4 separate regions of the Homo sapiens genome follow, and all the other regions are linked to region 1. Evidence: chromatin contacts called from ENCODE Hi-C or POLR2A ChIA-PET data. All regions are on one chromosome and are shown on one strand. The core of a region is the stretch at or near the end of the contact, and the rest is flanking DNA. Distances in the headings are between cores, read along the strand shown.

Region 1 (5,333 bases), core at 731-3,230:
GGAGTGCAGTGGCACCATCTCAGCTCACTGCAACTTCTGCCCCCCAGGTTCAAGCGATTCTCCTGCCTCAGCCTCCCGAGTAGCTGGGATTACAGGCGCCTGCCACCGTGCGTGGCTAATTTTTGTATTTTTAGTAGAGAGGAGGTTTCATCATCTTGGCCAGGCTGGTCTTGAACTCCTGACCTTGTGATCCACACACCTCGGCCTCCCAAAGTGCTGGGATTACAGGCATGAACTACTGCACCCGGCCATTTTTGTAGTTTTAATAAAGACGAAGTTTCGCCATGTTGGCCAGGCTGGTCTCGAACTCCTGACCTCAGGCGATCTGCCCGCCTCGTCCTCCCAAAGTGCTGGGATTACAGGCGTGAGCCACTGCGACCGGCCTAAACACACACTTTTATTTATTTATTTATTTTCTTTGAGATGGAGTTTCGCTCTTGTTGCCCAGGCTGGAGTGCAATGGCACGATCTCAGCTCATCACAACCTCTGCCTCCCGGGTTCAAGCAATTCTCCTGCCTCAGCCTCCCGAGTGGCTGAGATTACAGGCATGCACCACTACGCCCGGCTAATTTTGTATTTTTAGTAGAGACGGGGTTTCTCCATGTTGAGGCTGGTCTCGAACTCCTGACTCAGGTGATCCACCCGCCTCAGCCTCCCAAAGTGCTGGGATTACAGGCGTGAGCCACCGCGCCCGGCCTAACACACACTTTTAAACTGTTTCACTTTTTAAAGATAAACCTTGACGTCACTATTACTCAATTTGAGGAAAGGCACAAGAAAGTAGTAAGATCTCACCAGAATTTAAGTTCTGCTTTGTTTACTTACATCATTAATCAGACATGAGCTAAGAGACCACCTGTTCGCTTTTTTCTGACTTAAACAATGGAGACCAAGGAGAGCTGAAAATTTCATGAGCTTCTCAACATTTCCCCGGCTTTTTTTTTTTTTTTTTTTTTTGCCACTGTCCCCAGGGTTGGAGGGCCCCAGAGGGTATGGGGATGATACTTGGCGTTTCTCACTCTTCTGTGGTACTCATAGCAGTGAAGAACAGACAGTGGCAGCACGCAGCAACAGCCAGAGCCCTTGCTAGAAGCACCCAGAACTGGCTGTGCAAATTTATTTCAATCCTGCCCAAAACTCCTTCACCTTAAAATGCCTTGGAGGTGGCTCTCATCAAGACAAGAAAGCAGGGTGTGGTGGCTCACACCTGTAATCCCAGCACTGGGAGGCTGAGCCTGGAGGATCACTTGAGGTCAGGAGTTCGAGACCAGCCTGGGCAACACAGCAAGACCCCATCTCTACAAAAAGTTAGAAAATTAGCGGGATGTGGTGGCCCCCGCCTGTAGTCCCAGCTACTCAGGAGGCTGAGGTGGATGGATCGCTTGAACCTAGGAGTTTGAGACCAGCCTAAGCAACATAGCGAGACCACATCTCTAAAAAAAAAATTTTTTTTTAACCCAGAAGAAAATTAGCCAGGTGTGATGGCTCACACCCGTGGTCCCCGCTGCTTGGGAGGCTGAGGTGGGCAGATCGCTTGAGGCTGCAATGAGCCGAGATCTCACCACATCAATCCAGCCTGGGGGACAAAAAAAAAAGAGGAATCAAAGCAATGACCCAAGTTATGGCCTCAGGGACTTCCAAAATCAGAGCCCTAATCTGACCAACCCGCCCTGACGCCTGTAAGAAAACGACTCTCACTTTTCATTGGCTGACCCTCCCGGAGTTGAGACCTTGCTTCATTTTCCTTGGTTGTTGCTGCTGTCACGTCTTCCCGCCACGCCCACTTTCCTGCCGGCGCCCAGTGAGCGTTGAGGGAGAGTGATTTGCAGCCGGTCAGGGGCGGGAGTTCGCGGCAGCAAACCTGCTTCCCCCTCCCACGCGCCACCGCCCCCGCCCCGCCCCCGTCCAGAGGCCCCGCCCCTAGCCGGGCCTGGCCCCGCCTCTCTCTCCCGAGAGGGCGGGCACCAGGCGGCGGCCGCAGCCGCAGGAATATGCTGGAAGGCGGCGGGCGGGCGCCCGCGAGGTGCTGAAAGGACAGTTCCCGCCGCCGAACTTAGCCCGCGGGTGGGGCGGCCCGGGAGCCAGCGGGGCACGTGAGCGATGGAGACCATCTGGATCTACCAGTTCCGCCTCATCGTGATCGGGGACTCCACCGTGGGCAAGTCCTGCCTCCTGCACCGCTTCACCCAGGGCCGCTTCCCCGGGCTGCGCTCCCCCGCCTGCGACCCCACCGTCGGCGTGGACTTCTTCTCCCGCCTGCTGGAGATCGAGCCGGGCAAGAGGATCAAGCTACAGCTCTGGGACACGGCGGGACAGGAGCGGTTCAGGTAGGGACCCCGGGGACCTTGGGCACCGCGCCGCCCCCTCAGCCCGCCCGGACGCCCCTTCCCCAGGCGTCCGCCCCGCCGGCCCTGGTCGGGAGAGGCTCTGGCCCTTCCCTCTCGAAAGTGCAAACACTCCATTCTCGCTTCCCCTTTGCCCCTCCTCTTCCAGGGACGACTTCCTCCTCCGCAATTTCTCACTTCTTTCTTTGGCGCCCATTTCCTGCGCCCCCTTTCCATCTTTCCTTTCCCGCCTGAACCGGGGTCGTCCTCGCCGCCCCCTCTTCCCCAACTCTTTCAGCCCCTGTGGGTATTTTTATCCCCTCCGGCTCCCCGGCTGCCTTCTTCCCAAACTCGGCTTCCCTGGCTGCGCACAGCATGACCCGACCACCCTCCTCCAAGCAGGCGCCCCTTTTCCTACCCTAACCCAGCGGCTCCCACGCTGTGTGGCCGGGGAGAACCGCGAGGGAGGGTTCCCAGATTCGTGATGGATCCTTTAGCTTCACAGCAAGGAGCGCTCCAACCCAGGTTCCTGCATGAGCTCACTGGGCATGGTTCACAGAGAGGTGGATGCGGTAATGGTTTGGGCACCTCACAGCACTGAATGTGGTCATCAGAAATACTGGGTCATGACCCGTGGGAATGGGTCTTGTAGGTTAACTAGATGCAACATCAGGGACACTGGCACAGCTGAGGGTGTGTGTGTGTGTGTGTGTGTATGTGAAGGGTTGAGTTGTCTTTAGAAGTTTGTCATGTTTGGTGGGAAAAAGACATATATTGAGATTCGCCAGGAACTTTAATTTTGCTTATGATCAGTACTTAACGTTCCAGGGTGATAATATTTCTAAAGACAGAAGGAGGGATCCAAATGAATAGTCTCCTCCTAAATATCCGCTGGGGACATGAAGGGTTTCACAAAGGCGACTTGTGTAAATAAAAAGTAAATGAAATTATATGCATTTCCTGAATATTTGAGATGGAAGCAGGTTTAAAGCAAATTTTAAATGTCTAGGATTCAAAGGCACTTCGTTTTAGAGGAAGATGGTGAAACTGATGTATTGTACTGTTCTGTTTCTTAAAGACTGCATTATCCATTGGAACTCATTTAAGGAAGCATTTTGCGTTAGTCAGCAAGTACTCTGCTTGTGAAATGCAGTGTTCCATGAGGGGACTTCCCAAACATGGCTTCCCCTCGCCCCCAGCCAGCATCACTGCGAATGAGATCAGCCTACATCTGTGAGAATGGTCCAACATTCAAAGTTTTGGCTTCCGTTCCTAGCAATGATGCTGATTCATAGAGATAATGAGTGAACTGCTTAGCTTGCTTATACCTTAGTTTTCGTGTGTGTGAAGTGGAAAGATGGTAAGGCCAGCGCTTCAGAGAGGTGTTAAAAGATTATTGATTGGATTTGTACAACACGTAGAATTCCATGAAAAATGTTTTTCCTTTTCAAGAAGCCTCCTTTTATTAAAATAATTTTTCAAATGTTTGATTCCTCATCTGTAAAATGAAAGTCGTCGTGATCTCTAACATTCCTTCCAGTTTTACCATTCTAAGTTGATTGCCAATTCCTTCACATGTGATCTCAATCAGAGGTAAACTTTGCGATATATCAGGCTCAGAAAAAAAGCATTTGCTGTTAGCTCTTGACCCCCCCTCTGAAGTGAATACAATAAAAACCTTTATGTCTTAAACTTCTAACAGCTACTTTGAGTTGCAACTACAAGACACATGGGTAATAAAATCTTATTGTGTTTAATTAGTTCCTTAAAAGTAGCTCAACTTGGCTGGGCAGGGTGGCTCACGCCTGTAATTCCAGCACTTTGGGATACTGAGGCGGGTGGATCACAAGGTCAAGAGTTCAAGACCAGCCTGGCCAATAAGGTGAAACCCTGTCTCTACCAAAAATACAAAAATTAGCTGGGCATGGTGGTGTGTGCCCGTAGTCCCAGCTACTCAGGAGGCTGAGGCAGGAGAATCGCTTGAACCTGGGAGGCAGAGTTTGCAGTGAGCCAAGATCACGCCACTGCACTCCAGCCTGGGTGACAGAGCCAGACTCAGTCTCAAAAATAAATAAATAAATAAATAAGTAGCTCAACTTATTGACAAGAAATTAAATGATAATTAATTTGTTAGACTTTAAAGACCTTTCTGCTAAATAGATGATAGAGATGATTGTTTTTTAACTTTTTTTTTTTTTTTTGAGACGGAGTTTCGCTCTTGTGGCCCAGGCTGGAGTGCAATGGCGCGATCTCTGCTCACTGCAAACTCCGCCTCCCAGGTTCCAGCAATTCTGCAGCCTCAGCCTCCCGAGTAGCTGGGATTACAGGCATGCACCACTACACCTGGCTAATTTTGTATTTTTAGTAGAGACGGGGATTTCCCCATGTTGGTCAGGCTGGTCTTGAATTCCCGACCTCGGGTGATCCACCTGCCTCAGCCTCCCAAAGTGCTGAGATTACAGGCGCGTGAGCCACCGCGCCTGGCCTAGATGATTGTTTTTTAATGCCTTGAAGAAGAATGTAAATAATAATTCATTTTATGTACATTATTAAAACCAAACAGTAACTCTCGCATTATAATGCAAGGACATTTAGGGAATGTTTACTGACAGTGAGTCATAATTTATTTTGTTTGGCTCTTTACCAAAGTTCTGTTTGTAAATACATACGTATTTCAGTAGCTACCTCCAAATACTTGCTTTTCTCTCATTTACCAGAATGTTTTACCTTAAGATTGCATTTAAAACAATTACTATTAAATCATTCTGTATCTTTCATCAAGAAATTACAGATTCTAATTTTGAATAATAGATATCATTGCATATTTTATTTTATAGAAAGGTACTGTAGGTCATGAAGATGTATTCCTGTCATTAGTCATAATCATATCATGAAGAATTTGTGGGAAATGTCATGTTTGAAGGTTTATTGGTGATTGGATATAAACTGACAAAAAGGAACCTACTTAGCTCATGAGGTAGCTTGAAAGCATAATAAATGTATTACAG
Region 2 (5,333 bases), core at 1,368-3,867, 810 kb after region 1:
GGCAGTTGATAGGATTTTTGATGCTAAACAAGGAATGTTTTGCTGTTTCTTCCTGTACATTCCCTAGTACTGTGCACAAACAGTAGAGTTGAATTTCGTGGTTCTCCAGTTGAAATAGAAAGGCTAATTGCCGTTTCTTTTTTTTTTTTTTGAGACGGAGTCTCGCTGTGTCACCCAGGCTGGAGTGCAGTGGCCGATCTTGGCTCACTGAAACCTCTGCCTCCCAGGCTCAAGTGATTATCCTGCCTCAGCCTCCCGAGTAGCTGAGATTACAGGCACGTGCCACCACACCCAGCTAATTTTTGTATTTTTAGTAGAGACGGGGTTTCACCATGTTGGCCAGGCTGGTCTCAAACTCCTGACCTCAGGTCATCCACCTGCCTCAGCCTCTCAAAGTGCTAGGATTACAGGTGTCAGCCACCATGCCCAGCCCTTTTTTGAACTACCTCACCTAGTCTTAACTTCACCTGTTACCTACTTTCGAATTTTAAAAATTAATACTTATTTTCACTCGTGTTAATATCTTTTGATTCTTCTCCATGTTTTTAAGCAATTGGTTTTGAATGTGACCCTGCAACCGTGATCTCAATTGGGTTTCTTTTTTTTTTTTTTGAGACAGAGTCTCTCTCTGTCACCCAGATTGGAGTGCAATGGTGTCATCATGGCTCGCTGCAGCCTCGACCTTATGGGCTGAAGTGATCTTGAATTGCTGGACTCAAACCATCCTCCTGCCTCAGCCTCCCAAAGTTCTGGGATTATAGGTATAAATCACTGCACCCATCCTGGCTTTCCATTTTATCCTTTACTTTTGCATTTCATATTTTAGTGTTGTATGCATCCATCAGTCACTGGAGGCTGCTTTTTTCCTTTATTACCTATTTTTAAGGATAGACGAGATATAGAAAAATCAAATCATACATAAAATGGGAATAATACTATCATTTGCACATATAAATGAGTATATTCCCTGTGGGAAGACTAAGCACTTTTCCAGACACTGCTGACTTTGTTGAAATTTTTGTTGCTCATGTTTTAGAATTGTCTTTGTAGACACCATACCAGACACAGAAGGGAACTGGCTTTGTTACTTATAACTTATCCTCTTTATCTTGATTATCTTTTTTTCCCTTTCTTGTCTCTCTGGAAAAAGAAGATTTGTACAAGAACCAAATTGAAACTTGGAGCCAGTAGGAACCCATTGGATTGTAGATTTTATGGAATATGTCTAATAATCATATCATTATAATTAAGACCATAATTATTTGGCATTTTACCATATACTGAACACTTTCTGCATAAGTTCTCATTTTTCCTTATGACAAGAAAGGTAGCTATTAAAATTTCGGAGGAGGAAAGGAAGGCTTTTAAGTGACTTGTCCAAGGTCACAGTGGTGAAGTTAGCAGTTAAACCTATTTGTGATGCTAAGTCACATTTTCTTTCTCTGCTGTCGTGCCTACCATTATTTGTGTGTAGTTTGCTTTCTGTAATTGGGTAATGTCAGTGTAATTGACAGTATTGTAAATAATTTTGGGCTACTCATTGTGTGCGCACACTTGGAGTATAAAATGAATGTTTGCCTTTAGACTTCGGCGTAAATGGAGACGAGAGGTACTGAGTGCCAGGTGCAAGCAAGGCCTTCTGGAATGCTGCCTTGTCACAATCCTTTTCTGTTTGACGAGATCGATGCAGTGAAGGACAACAAGATTTTCTTAGCAGTGGAGAAGTGCCACGAGTGATGAAGCAATAAGACATGTGCAGGAGAGAGCGCAGGTGTAGTGATCAGGCACAAAGGCAGTAAGAGATGGCTGGTTGACCTCCCACCATAGGGAAGAACCTTGTTTTGGCTAATTGTCTTGTTGGGTGTTCAGAAAGTTGACCTCCAGGGAGACAGTGTTAGATAAGAGCATGAACATACAATTAAAATGATTAAATTAAAATTTATTTTTGGAACACTTATTTCCTTAAATGTGAGAATGAAATCTCTAAGCATATGCTTTCTTTTCTTTTTCAGTTTAAACCTTTTTAGAAATGAGACTGGGTAGATTCCATTTTAGCTCAACAAATGTCCTTTTAAAGCTTTCTTAAAAGTAAACATAGGTCAGTTTTAATTAAGATTTGAATGATACCCATAGATTATTCATTGTACCTTAGAGTTGATTCCAGATCCTGTTTACATTGATTTAGTCCTACTTTTTTTTTTTTTTTTAGTAGCTTTTTCTTTTTTTAGTACTGTAAGAACTCACTGTTGGTGTTAAAACACAGATTAGCTAACTTTGAAGCTTATAAGTATACTCTTATAAAAAGATTCCAAGTTCCAAATCAAGATTCTCCTATGTGGGAGCTAGGATGTTTCTGCCTCTTGTCTCTTCACTTTTTCTCTTTCTCTCTTTTTCCCTCCTTTCAGCAGCAGTTACCTAACGGATGCCAGGGACTGTGTTAGGTACTTAGTGACTTTTAGGAACTTGGACTAAGTATTTGTAAAATAAGTACTGGAAAATGATTAACATCTATCAATTTTTTTATAACTTACCATGCACTTTGACTATCATATCTCACTTATTTAAATTCTTACCACAGCCTTGTGTAGTGTTGTTGTCATGTTACAAGTTCAGACACAGGCTTTGACAGGTTCACTTACTTCCTTGCCTAATGTTGCATAGTTAGTGAAGCGCTAGCACTGGAGTCTGTACTTAGGCCCCTCTGACTTGCCTCGGTATGATTGTGCTTGCTTTGATTCCCGTCATTTCTACATTTAGTGGTGGCTTTTAGTGTTCCATTTTCACTTCCCACTTACACTGCCATTCTGCCCCCAGATTCTTATTACCTCATTCTTGGCTCGGGGGGATAAGCTTCATAATTGGTTCTCGTTGTTCTTCTGAGTCATCTTCCTGTGAACCTTGGTCAAATTAGTATTTTTTTTCAAGTGGTTTACCTTCCATGCTACCCTTAAGTTCACCCTTGCAGTTGGGTTTTGTAAGCTAGCCCCTATCCTATTGTCCTGCGAGACCATTCTTCCCAGTTTCCACTTAAACAGTGAAGGATTCCTTCCTGGATTATTTTCTTCCCACTCCAGCATTTCACATCTTTCAAGATGCAGTGCTTATCTTGTCTCTTCTTTGAAGCCATCCCTTACTTCTTCAACCCACTGACCTCTGGATTCCAATGGTCTATTTTGCTAGTATTTTTTTCTTTTTCTTGACATTTCATAATGTAGCCACATGTCTCTTAATTTTTATCTCTTCCATACCTGGTGATTTGTGTTCAGGGGCCTTATGTAATGTTCAGTTGACTTAAACAGAAGGAAGAACTCTAAAGTCAAGACTACTGTACTCCGAATTTTTGCTACCATGAAGTGAAACAATGGTAGCATGATCTCAGATGTTGCCAGCTGAAATAGTTTGGTATATATGCTCATTTGTCTTATAGGTGTCTTTTCTGTTTTTTGGCATCCTGTGCTTAATTCTTTTTTTGTAATCTAAGCTTTGTTCCAATTCAAAAGGAGTTGTTATTGTGTAACATGAAGCTTAGATGCATATATTGAGTTGCTTTATGTATTTTTTTTCCTATTTGAGTTTGGTATGCAGATGACTTCCTGAGGATGTAAATTTTCAGTGGAAAGCTTAAAGCTGGTTTTGGCATGATGTTTATTCTGTAACATGCTGAATCATTATATCAAATATTGAGTCGTTTTCCTTTATCTCCTTCTTTTATACAATATTCAATATTTATAACATCTGCTAACTACTGAATTTTTAAATCTACTTTTGTGGTTGAAGTTTAAACAGCTACTTTTACAGGCCGTATTTATCTTTATTTTAAGGTAGTTACACAGGTAATGAAAGAAATGTGAAATAGGACAGGCTGTTCTTGAAGGTCATGTGAATTGCCCTTTGAACTTGTTATATGATTAGAAATAAGGAGTTTTCAAATTCATAAACAAGTGCTTGTTTATATGGCTCTAACAAATATAATTGTACAACACTGCTAATATGGCAGATTAGTTTCCAGAAATGCTGTTCATAAGACCACTTTTTAAGTCTCTAAGCAGTGTGTGTATCTGTACCTGAACTTGTTAATGGGAGGACTGTCTTTGTGATGGCACTGGATTCAACTTTCACATTTCTTTTCAACACTTTTAAATTGTCCAAGCAAATTTTTGTTTTGACTTTGTTCTTTTCAATGCATATTTTGAAACACGGTTTCAAGTCCAAGGCAACATCTGAGGCTAGTGCCATCTGTTGGTGACAGTTAGAATTAAATCACTTTTGCTTTGATGCGAAGCTTTGTTCTTTACCATGAAAGTGTACATTTTAGGTGAAATGCCGGCTTATTAAGTGAAGACTTCATGAAGTTTTTAGAAAAATTTATTCAGCAAATATTTGAACACCTGCTGTGTGCTAGGCATTGAGAGCTGTTAGCAAAACCAACAGTATTCCCTGTGCATTAATGGGTGGGATGGACAAAAAATGAATATGTGTGCTATGGTAGGGGCAAGATGAAGCAGTGTAAGGGGGATATAGAATTCAGGGAAGGTGGGTGGCATGCTGCAATTTCAGATAGAATGATCAGAGGTGGTCACCATGGAGGGTGTATAAGGCACTCTTCTGTTGTTGCTGGATCATGAACTTTAGAGGTTTTAAGCATTGAAAATATTATTGTTCCTCCTCCCCCATAGGTAATTTGAAATGAAAACAGTATGAAACTTGAAAATAGTAAGAAAGTCCTGAAGTTATTTTCTCCATGATGGCTACTTCACTGCTTTTGTTGAAATAAATTATTTCAAGAACATTAAAAAAAAAAAGTATTCCAGCTTTACTGGTTCTCTGAGCATATGTGTAAGCTGCCAGTTGGTTTATTGAACACTGAGAGCTAGGCACTCTAGGGGGAATGTGAAGATAATTCAGACCTTCTTTGAACCTTGCACTAGCAGGTTGATTGGTTAGAGCAGTGGCACTTCAGTAAATTAAGTGGGAACAGGGATGTCTGCATATTAAGAAATGCCTATTGTTTAGTGAAAGTGAAGTATAAGTATAAACTTACTTATAAAATAAGTGTAAGATTAGCATACAGATTTCATGATGATTTAAATCTTAAGTCTTTAGGACAGTGTTTCTCAAGCCGTCTTTGCTGAAGGGTTAATGTTGTAATTTTGAAGCAATCACAAACCAATGACTTTGTAAAATATATTAAAGTTAAAATATGAGAAAAATGAACCCCTCTTTGCTTCCCTAGTTCTTTTTTTTTTTTTTTTTAACCTTTTTGCTTCTTCCTTTGTCTCCCTCTAGGTTGGATTATTTTATCTTTTAATAATAAAACCTCATTCTGTATTCTT
Region 3 (5,333 bases), core at 1,983-4,482, 690 kb after region 1:
GTGAAATGTTATTTCATACTATCTAATTCTCATGGCTGCCTGAGGCTGGTGGTTGAGAGATGATTATCCTTATACATGGAATGTTAGATGAAATCTGGTATCACTCTGGCCACTAATATAAATGTGTACTGATGCTGTCCGAAAATGGATGGTCTACCTCACATGGCTTTCATGATCTGTAAGATAATCCTTACTGTTCCTATCATTGTGTGTCTGTGAATGTTTTCTCTGTCTCTGTCTGCTAAGTCAAAGGCTATATACATTTTATATATATGTTCATGTATTTATGTATAGATCTTTTGTGTCTACATATCTATGTAGATCTATGATTTTTTGCCTCAAATTCTTGAATTTTATATCCATTCTTTAGGAATCAAATCTGATGGCTTATTGTTTATCTATACATATTTGTTTTTTATTGAGTATAGACTGCTTGTCTTCCTTTTGTCCACCAAATTAATATCCTACAAATAGATGAGTTGTTTAACAGTCATTGTTATTGAAAATTAATTTTCAGTATCTTGTTGATAGTGACTGCAATCATAAGCGTCACTCTCTCCAACCCAAAATAGTACTGCCATCTGTCTGTATAATCAGAGGACTGGCCCCAGGACCCCTGCAAATCCCCAATCCCCACATACTCAAGTTCAGCAATCCACCCTGTAGAACCCCCATAGATGAAAAGTTTACCCTGCGTATATCAGGATTTCCCATCCCAGGAATACTGTGTTTTCAGTCTGTTCTTGGTTGAAAAGAATCTCATGTAAATGGATCAGCGCAGTTCAAACCCCGGTTGTTGAAGGGGAAACTGTATGTGGATTTTGACAAAAGTGTCCTGGATCTTTATAGCCTTTCTGTGTAGAAATATGTTTTGCTCTTCTTGTACCTTGTAACATGATACCATCTGGCTTTTACTAGAGTGTCGTTTATGGCCGTGGTGGAAGCTCTTAGTCTAACATTGGGTCAAGAATAGGCATGGAAACTCCCAGACATGGCAAGGCCATCTTTGAGATTTCTGGTAGGATAAGGAGGTGGAGCTTCTACTCTTCTTGGGAAAATTCTTTCAGCTAGTTCTCCTCTCCCCTCTTGCCAGTGGTTGGGGGAAGCAGGACACCTCTTCTCCCCAAGGGGAAATGGAGCAATTTTTTTTTATTATAAAAGACCAGATTCCTTGGAACATATCCTCGTGGAGAAAAAAATAACTCTATCTATTAGATAAGTAAAATAAATTCTGTTCTAATATATAAACAGCCATATTCTAATAGGTCAGAACTATTTTTCTCTATTTTACAGATGAGAAAGGGTAGACTCAAAGAAGTTAAATTTCTTACTCAAGTTTACATAGCTATTATGTATTATTGCAATTTTTGTAGGTAAAATTGAAAAAGGTTATATGACAAGCTCATATCATTCAACCTAATAGAAAATCCAGGGCTGCAGTGCATGGACTCTATCTCCCACCCTAGAGTCTTATCTTATGTTGAAGTGAACTAAATATGGCCTGAGAAGGACTCTGTACTTCTATATTTGAGTCCTTGTGGAGAACCATAACCTAGCTTAATAGGCAGACAAAACTGAAAACTAAACTTAGGAGTATGCACCTGTAACAATAGCTGAGTGTTGGTCAATCCCAGCAGCCATACTTCAACCACTCATAGACTGCTGAGTGTTCAAACTGCGTTCAAATATGGCAAACACTGAGCTGTAACCAATCTCACTGTTTCCGTACCTCATTTCCGATCCCTGTACGTCACTTTACTTTTTTTAATCTATAAATTTGTTCTGACCACGATATACCCCAGGAGTCTCTCTGACTCTGCTGTAATTCTGAAGGCTACCCTATTCACAAATTGTTTCCTTTTTTTTTTTTTTTGCTCAACTAAACTCCATCAAATTTGACTTGTCTCAAGTTTCCTTTTAACACTTACATACCACTGTTTCTTACTTGGATCTTTAATGATGACTTGAATTGTTTTAATTTAAATGTTACTTAATATGTACAAACAAAAAATTAGGTACAAACTTCTGATTCATGTAGCTTTATTAAACTATATGGGCAATAATTTTTTTAAACTTAAAAATTAAAAAAAGAAAACTAAATAACCTAAAAATCTATTTACCAATATGTATGTCATGAAACAGAGGGTATAGTGTTGCTGAAAGAAAACAATGAACTAGGTTTTTAAAAAAATCAGCCATTGGTTACTTTAATGAAATATTCATTTTAATACTGTATCCTCCCGATGCAACGCTAATGAATAAAACACACTGTTTTCAGAATTTTTTTAACTGCATACTTACTACTATACATAGTAGTCATGAACTGTTGAACTTCTGTGTACAGAAGTGAAATTTATGTAACCTATCTACTCATTTATGACAATATGCCTTTTATAGTATTTGCTGTGTGATGACTCAATTCTTCTACCAGTTATCTCTATCTGACTACTTGTAAAACTTTCTCTCACTTCATGCCTCCACTTGGATTGAAACCATCATTCATATATTACATTTGCTTCTTGTGTTTTTTTCTCATTGGTTTATAACAATCAAAGTAGTTCATGACTCCACTGTATCATATCATTTTCATACAAGCAAATGGAAGTCTCAATGGATTAACTTTTCTATAAAACTAAAGTTTTTTTCTATGAAATTGCCTTTAATTTTGAATTTTCACTTCAATGAAATAAGTTTGATTTTGGTAAAAGAATGAAACATCAGTACTACTTTGAACACAGTTAACTGTCATTTTAAAATCAAGACATAAAAGCAACCACAGATGCTTGCCAAGAAATTAAAAATTCAATGCTAAACATGTAGTTCTAACAACAAAGAGGACTAAGATAACACAGAATCTTCTCTCGTAAACCTCAAAATGCTGGATGCAATGTAGCTATTTAGAGGTACAATATAATTATATGTAACTACATAGAGAAAGGAAACTCCCCATACCAGAAATGGAAAAAAGATGTGAAAGCCTTGTGGTAAGCACACAGACTGACTCTGCAATTTTACACTTAGAAATTAACAATGCTATTTAAGACCATAGGTCTTAAGCCTATGCAGGGACACTGAGAGCGATGTGCCTGTGTGAAAGAATGACTAGAAGAACTCTCCCCATAGTCTCAGGGAGACTCAAAGGAAACATGTCAATGCCTAGGTTTTTGGGCAGAAAACAACATAAGCTCTTTCAAGAAATTAAAACCCCAGGTACTCCATGGACAGATGTGGAATTTCCTGTATTGTCCAGAAACTCCCCGAGTCACAAAGTTAATGTAAACCTCAACTTGACAGTATGCCAGAAGCAAAAATTAAATAAACAAATAGCTGGGCATGGTGGCTCATGCCTGTAATCCCAGCACTTTGGGAGGCTAAGGCGGGTGTATTGCTTGAAGCCAAGAGTTAGAGACCAACCTGGCCAACATGGCAAAACCCTGTCTGCACTAAAATAAAAAAAAAATTAGCCAGGCATGGTGGTGCGTGTCTGTAGTCCCAGATACTCAGGAGGCTGAGGCATGAGAATCTCTTGAACCTGGGAGGTGGAGGTTGCAGTGAGCCGAGATTGCACCACTGCACTCCAGCCTGAGTGACAGAGTAAGACTCTGTCTCAATAAATAAGTAAAAAATTAAAAAATAAATGTATTACTCTGTTTTCACGCTGCTATAAAGAACTGCCCAAGACCAGGTAATTTATAAAGGAAAGAGGTTTAATTGACTTCCAGTTCTGCATTGCCTGGGAGGCCTCAGGAAACTTACAATCATGACTGAAGGCAAAGGGGAAGGAATGAATCTTCTTCACAGGGCAGCAAGAGGGAGAAGTGCTAGCAGGGGAAATGCCGGGCACTCCCAAAACCATCAGATCTTGTGAGAACTCACTATCATGAGAACAGCAAGGGGGAAACTGCCTCCATGATCCAATCACTTCCCACTGGGTCCCTCCCACGACATGTGGGGATAATGGGGATTGCAATTCAAGATGAGATTGTGGTGGGGACACAGACAAACCATATAAATAAATAAATAAACAAACAAATAAGCTACTTTACAGGGTACTTCCAAACCCAAGGCTACAAAGAAAAAATGATCCCCAGTGAAATGACAAAATACAGGAGGAAATAATCCACCATGTGTGAAAGTTATCAGATTCAATAAACAGCAGTTATATACTCCCTCCCAAGCACTTCAGCTTATAGCACTATAAAATAAGTATGTTTAAAACAAGAGATAAGAAAGAATAGGAATTACAGGAAAATAAGATCAAAGTCCTACTTTTAAAAAATAAAATTTCTAAAAATTAAAATAAAAAAATACAGCTACACTAATTCTTAAATAGACAATTCATGACCTGAAATTTAGATCTAAGGAAATATATACAAATGTGACTCTCAAAAGCTTGAGAAATGGAAAATATGAAAGATAGTTTAAGAGATATGGAAGAAAGAAGAAAAATGTCCAGTGCCTATCTAATAGGAATTTCCAAAGGAGAGAATGAAGAGTGGGAGAGGCAGTATTTCAAATGATAATGTCTGAGAATTTTCTTAAATTAATGAAAGACATGAATCTTCAGGATAACTAATGATGGAACACCTCAAATGAAAAGAAAATATTAAGACACCCAAAGATTTTTAAAACTTAAACTAAAAGAGAACATTAGTTAAAATGACAATAGACTTTTCAACAGAAATTATCAAATTCAGAGTCAATGGAATAAAAGTTGCAAAACTGTCAACTTAGAATTCTATCCCCAACTAAATTATCATTCAATTGTCAAAATAAAATAAGGCAAAATAAAAATATTTTAATACAAAACAGAGAAGATTTACCACTCACATTCCTTGCTAAAAGAGCTAAAGAAGGATTTACTTTAGGCAGAAACAATTTGAACAAAAAGGGAAGGATGAAGGCAAAGAGGGGTTGAGTGATCAAGGAGAAGGAAGATACTGGTTTTGACTTCTTGCCTCATTTCTTCCCCATTCCAGAAGGGCTTCTATGTTCCTTTCTATTCTTATTTTTTCTATTTTTAATTTTTTTTGTAGAAACAGGATCTTACGATGTTGCCCAGGCTGGTCTCAAACTCCTGGGCTCAAGCAATCCTCCCACCTCCCAAAGTGCTGAGATGACAGGCACGAGCCACTGCACCTGGCCTGTCCCTTTCTATTCTTATGGTTACTTGCCCTCTATCATCTCTTCTTCATTCTGTGGAACTTCCTTCTGGTTAGTATCTTCTTCCCTGGGCACCATCAGGCTCAGCATGAATTATAGTAGGGTACTGTGAAACATAATAAATGAGGGGAATAAGAAATAGCCCGAAGAATATTTTCAAGATATTTTTG
Region 4 (5,333 bases), core at 1,124-3,623, 540 kb after region 1:
GGTGGAAATTTAACACTGGATCTTAAAAATCCCTTGAAAATCCTGAACCAGTTTATTGAATACTTTGATCTAAATAATTTTACACGGGCTTTCTGCATACACCTGCTTCCTGCTTCTCTAGTGACATAGGCTAAAGGGTGTTTAGAAGCTGCCAAAAAAGTATGTCATAAATGCCACCATTATATGTTTATGAATACACAAAATATAGAGGAAATATATTCCAGCATTCAAAATTATCTGATTCAGAAATAAACAATGAAGTTCCACAATTTCAAGAAAGAACATATTCAATTGTGTCAAATATTGTTGCAAGGGCAAGTAAATACAGAGGAAAAAAAGGGAGATTTGGCCAGATAAAGTCACTAGTGACTGTACAGGCACTGCTTCAGTGGAGTAAGCAGGGAAGGAAGTTTGGGTTGGGTTGAGGAAGTGGGAAAGTTGAGACAGTAAGTACAGTAGTAATTCTTTGGAGTGCTGTAAGGGAGCAGAAAAATGGGGTGTAGCTAGAGAGTGAGAATGGATTAAAGGTTTTTTTTTAAAAAAAAAAGGCTGGGCGCGGTGGCTCACGCCTGTAATCCCAGCACTTTGGGAGGCCAAGGTGGGCGGATCATCTGAGGTTGGGAGTTTGAGACCAGCCTGACCAAAATGGAGAAATCCCGTCTCTACTAAAAATACAAAATTAGCTGGGTGTGGTGGCGCATGCCTGTAATCCCAGCTACTCAGGAAGGCTGAGGCAGGAGAATTGCTTGAACCTGGCAGGCGGAGGTTGCGGTGAGTCGAGATCATGCCACTACTCCAGCCTGGGCAACAAGAGTGAAACTCGGTCTAAAAAAAAAAAAAAACAACAACAACAACAAAAAACGACAGATTCTAAAGCATGTTAAAATGTACCATCCAGTAGTGAGGGAGAAATTAAAGTGACGGAGAACTTAAAGGGGCAAAAAAAGGGATAAGTTAAATGGTAAAACCTTTGAGTAGGTGTAAGAGGACACCATCTGGAGCAGAAAGGAGGGTGGGACCGTTGCTGGCTTTAGATAAGAAATAAGATCGACTTTATATGGTTATTATGATGCTCCAGATAAAATAACCATTGTGAAAACCCTTCATAAGTTTTAAGATACTAAAATGTACTACCAGGCCGGGTCTGGTGGCTCAGGCCTGTAATCCTAACATTTTGGGAGGCCAAGGTGGGCAGATCACCTTAAGTCAGGGGTTTGAGACCAGCCTGGCCAATATGGTGAAACCCTGTCTCTAGTAAAAATACAAAAATAAACTGGGTGTGGTGGCGCACACTTGCAGTCACAGCTACTCGGAAGGCTGAGGCAGGAGAATAACTTGAACCCAGGAGGCAGAGGTTGCAGTGAACTGAGATCACGCCACTGCACTCAGCCTGGGCAACACAGCGAGATGCCTTCTCAAAAACAAACAACAACAAAAAACTAACCAAATAAAATGTACTATCAAACAACTGCTCAGGCAATGAAGTATTTTACTACACCCATGTGCCACTTGTAGATTCACAGATAAGTATTTTCCAAGCTTATTATATCCCTAATCAATAAAATTTTTTATCATAATAGATGATGTTTTCACTTATTTATTTTTACGCTTCGTGGAAAAAAGCCCACAAGACGTGTTTGGATTCTTGGTTTCACTTTTAAAGCAGCAAACAATCTTTACTTTGCTTGAATTGGAACCTGTATACGTCCTATTTTGTTTCCTCTACTAAATTTATTGAATAAACAAATGATTCGCGTGGCCTTTATAAGTTTCGTAATTTCGCTTTTCCTTTTTACCTGTGGTCCTTGATGCTAGGGGCAGGAGAAGAAAAACTAACCTATTCTTTAAAAACGCGTTTCCCTTTTCCATCTCTAAAAAAACTGAAAAGACGTAAAACAAATGGGAGGGGGCAAAGGAAAGAAATGAGGAAAAATCTAAGGAAGATTAATGTGTACTTCCCGGTCAGCGGGAAGGTGGACGGAGTAATATCTTTGCGGAGGATTGGGGTGTGGGGATCTGTGAAGGCGCAGTATGAGCAGTAAGGACTTGTCAACCAGCCCGACGCAACTTCACCGAGGGCGAGGAAAGGAGCTCTGAGGAAGGGGTTACTCCCGGGCAGGACTGTAAACCAGCTGGAGGCCTCGCTGGGAGGGCTTTAGAGGAATGAAACGTCCTTAAGAGGGGCGGATGGGGAATGGTATCAAGGGTATGGGTTCTTTAGGGCCTTGAAACAACGAAGGCTCAAACCAGTGGGCACAAAGGCTACCGGAACAGTAGTACGCGCTGAGAGAAGGGACACTATTCCCTTCACCTACCAATCGCTGCTGGCCCGGGCGCCGCTGGACTCCTAGGTAACGTCGCAGGCGGAAATGACGTAACTCAATCCGTTCTGTCCCGCCCCATTGCCCTCCTAGCCCCGCCTTCTAGGCCCCGCCTTTCCTCTATTCGCGCTCTGACAAAGTGCAGGGGATATAGACCAACCGCTTGTGAAGGCTGCTGGTTCTGTTAGAAGCCCGCTTTCGATTGTCAGTGGCTTTGAGGCAAAGGATTTTGGAAGGGAAAGCAAAGTGATTGTCTACGAAGTTGGGCTTAGTATATAATAAAGCCCAGTCATTTCAACCAAGAACCTTAAAGATGTTGAGAAATATAATGAAATATTTTCTATTAATTTTTGTAAAATTTTTCTTGAGATAGGGTCTCAATCTGTGGCCGAGGCTGGAGTGCAGTGGCGCGATCTCGGCTCACTGCAGCCTGGAACTCCCCTGGCTCAGGTGATTCTCCCACGTCAGCCTCCCGAGTAGCTGGGACCGTAGGAGTGCACCACCACGCCAGGCTCATTTTTCTATTTTTATTAATAGTGGCGACAGGGTTTCTCCATGTTGTCCAGGCTGGTCTTGAACTCCTGGGCTCCAGCGATCCCCCCCTACCCCATCTCCCGCCTTGGCCTCCCAAAGTGCTAGGATTACAGGCGTGAACCACCGCGCCCGGCCTATTTAATTAGTTTAATTTATTCATTTGAAAATGAGACAACTGATCCTTCTAGCTATTTGACAGGTCTTGCTCAAGGTCAAAGAATACGTGACTTGCAGTCCAATGTTATTTCTAAATGTAAGCTCTTCAGCTGGTTAAGCTAAACTGCTTTAAGTGAAAACAGACGACCTCTTGAATGAGTTTTCAAATGACCTTAAATAATGCAAGCACTGCTTATCTAAAGCAAGTCTGACTTGCTTGAATTCTGAGTCTGACACTTTGGCAGTGCTTTAGTTGGTCACAGATTATTGCAATGTGAAAAAATCTTGTTCAGAACTGCCCAGTTTTGCTATGTTCGTCCTATGTTCATGCATGGAATATAATTTGTTTGTAAGGAAGATAAACTTTTAAGGAGGGAAAAGAAACACCTGAAGAGAAATTTCCCTGTATAATGAAAACATTTGTACAGAAAAAATTCTTGGTAGGTTAATTCAGTGACTCACTGAACTTCCAGAGTTCTTTAAAATCATCACAATCATAAGCAAGGGGTGAGCTTCAGTTCCTCTTTATGTAGTTGCCTTGATGCATTAATACACAGTAGTTATGAACAATAAACTGTAAAAATATAGTCATGGAAACATTATGTATATCTTAATTTTCAATCTAATAGAAACTGGGTTAAAAAATTTAAATTCAGGCCAGGTGTGGTGGCTCACACCTGTAATCCCAGCACTTTGGGAGGCTGAGGTGGGCGGATCACTTGAGGTCAGGAGTTCAAGACCAGCCTGGACAACATGGTGAAACCCCCTCTCTACTAAAAATACAAAAATTAGCCCAGCCTCCCAAGTAGCTGGGACTACAGGCGCCCTCCATGATACCCGGCTAATTTTTTGTATGTTTAGTAGAGACGGGGTTTTACTGTGTTAGCCAGGATGGTCTCAATCTCCTGGTGGCGCGCTGCCTGTAGTCCCAGCTACTCAGGAAGCTGAGGCAGGAGAATTGATAGAACCCGGGAGGCAGAGGTTGGTTGCAGTGAGCCGAGATAGCGCCATTGCACTTCAGCCTGGCAACACAGCAAGATTCCCTCTAAAAAAAAAAAAAAATTAAATTCAAAATTACACAACAATGTGAATGTACTTAAGTCCACTGAATTGTACAATTGAAACTAGTTAGAAGGATAAATTTATGTATATTTTACCACAATTTAAAAATTTTAAATTAAAAAACTGCAAAACTAAGCCAGTAAATAATTTAGAACAAAAATTCCTAAATGTACTGGATGAAATATAAAAATAAATTTAAGGTATACTGCTGTTTAGATATTATTTTTATTAGGTTGGTGCAAAAGTAATTGCGGTTTTTGTCATTAAACATACATAATTAAACATAATGGCAAAAACCGCGATTACTTTTGCATCAACCTAATAAACTGCATATTTTTAATGTAGTGCTTATCTGAATTATTTTAAAAAGTATTTACAATAGTTACTGTTGAGTACTTATGTTACCTCTAACCTGATCCACAAGAATTCAGCAATTTCTACATAACAGGCTAGAACATTTTCTTATTGCTCTAATACATGTAAAAATTGTTCAGTTCTTTAAAAGTATCTTTCTTTAAAGTAGCCACAAGGGATCATTAAGACTAGAAACTGTCAAGTGTTAGGTTTATTCATTTATATGTACCTGCTTAAATCTAGGAACAGTTTACTAAGACGCAGAACTCAGAAGAACTTCTGGGTGGTTTCACAGAAATCGTTCCTTCCTTCCTTCTCTCTTCCCCTCTCCACTTATTCTCTTCCTCTTCTTTTTCTCTCTTCTTTGTCTTACTACTATTATACAATATATCATATTATATTTATGAAATTAATATTCTTGCTTTCCACTTACAAGGCAAAGATTTTTCTTTATAAACCATGTGAAGACAAGAGATAAGGAAACAAAAATGAATTGGCATGAGGAAAGGGGAAATATCTGTAGTGCCGAGGGAGAAGAGTCACAATTACATGCCATTTTGCCTAGGGAGAAGAGTCACAATTATATGCCATTTCTTTCCTCTCTGCTTTGGCACTGGAGCAAACTCCAACAATAGGGGACTCCAAGGCTGTCTCCCGGATGTGAGCATGGAATCTTTTATAATTGTGGAAAATATGTCATGTAGTAGAAAACCACAATGTCACACATGAGGAGTGGGTGTGGGTCAAAGGCACAGGTCCTGCAGTGGTCCTAAAGGAGGCCAGAGGGACCTCCAACCAGGCATCAATCCTCTTGTTGAGGCTTAGCAGTTTGAAGAGGCTAGAGGAAGGGAGTTGGCACCTTTAGCTAATTCTTGGCTGAGAAATCTGTCCTCTTCACTACAGTGA

What was found. Hi-C counts contacts between places; a loop is a spot of excess contacts on that map. ChIA-PET counts read pairs that join two places held with the same protein, here RNA polymerase II (POLR2A). Pooled maps may share reads with other maps.
Region 2: a loop to region 1 is called in a map with no recorded cell type, with 5 times the contacts of the local background. The contact joins the enhancer-like site here to the promoter of RAB39A in region 1. A Hi-C loop is called at or near these places in 1 of 37 single-sample maps with no recorded cell type and 5 of 50 pooled maps. POLR2A ChIA-PET finds 5 or more read pairs at or near these places in 1 of 52 experiments (Caco-2).
Region 3: a loop to region 1 is called in a pooled map, with 6 times the contacts of the local background. The contact joins the enhancer-like site here to the promoter of RAB39A in region 1. A Hi-C loop is called at or near these places in 2 of 50 pooled maps. POLR2A ChIA-PET finds 5 or more read pairs at or near these places in 4 of 52 experiments (WTC11, activated CD4-positive, alpha-beta T cell, activated CD8-positive, alpha-beta memory T cell and 1 more).
Region 4: a loop to region 1 is called in a pooled map, with 8 times the contacts of the local background. The contact joins the promoter of C11orf65 here to the promoter of RAB39A in region 1. A Hi-C loop is called at or near these places in 3 of 37 single-sample maps with no recorded cell type and 9 of 50 pooled maps.

Annotation. Positions count from the first base shown.
Region 1 is chr11:107,926,468-107,931,800 of GRCh38, forward strand. It overlaps RAB39A (RAB39A, member RAS oncogene family), which reads left to right and starts at 1,981. Exons shown (of 2, transcript NM_017516.3): 1 at 1,981-2,328. The coding sequence starts at 2,102. RefSeq lists silencers at 1,717-2,206, 2,237-2,456.
Region 2 is chr11:108,730,919-108,736,251 of GRCh38, forward strand. All of the region lies in intron 13 of DDX10 (DEAD-box helicase 10), which reads left to right. The region is part of intron 2 of LOC124902750 (a long non-coding RNA gene); the gene reads right to left. Among named protein-coding and RNA genes, the nearest start is that of DDX10, 69 kb to the left of the region's middle. RefSeq lists an enhancer at 2,854-2,973. Within about 2 kb of position 2,618, at least 7 of the 41 ENCODE cell types and tissues checked have a DNase peak (open chromatin) inside an H3K27ac peak, as active enhancers do.
Region 3 is chr11:108,618,664-108,623,996 of GRCh38, forward strand. No RefSeq gene overlaps it. Among named protein-coding and RNA genes, the nearest start is that of EXPH5, 28 kb to the left of the region's middle. RefSeq lists an enhancer at 3,304-3,383. Within about 2 kb of position 3,233, at least 5 of the 41 ENCODE cell types and tissues checked have a DNase peak (open chromatin) inside an H3K27ac peak, as active enhancers do.
Region 4 is chr11:108,465,156-108,470,488 of GRCh38, forward strand. It overlaps C11orf65 (chromosome 11 open reading frame 65), which reads right to left and starts at 2,374. Exons shown (of 9, transcript NM_152587.5): 1 at 2,316-2,374. RefSeq lists a silencer at 267-561, enhancers at 1,593-2,445, 2,386-2,530 and a cis regulatory region at 2,458.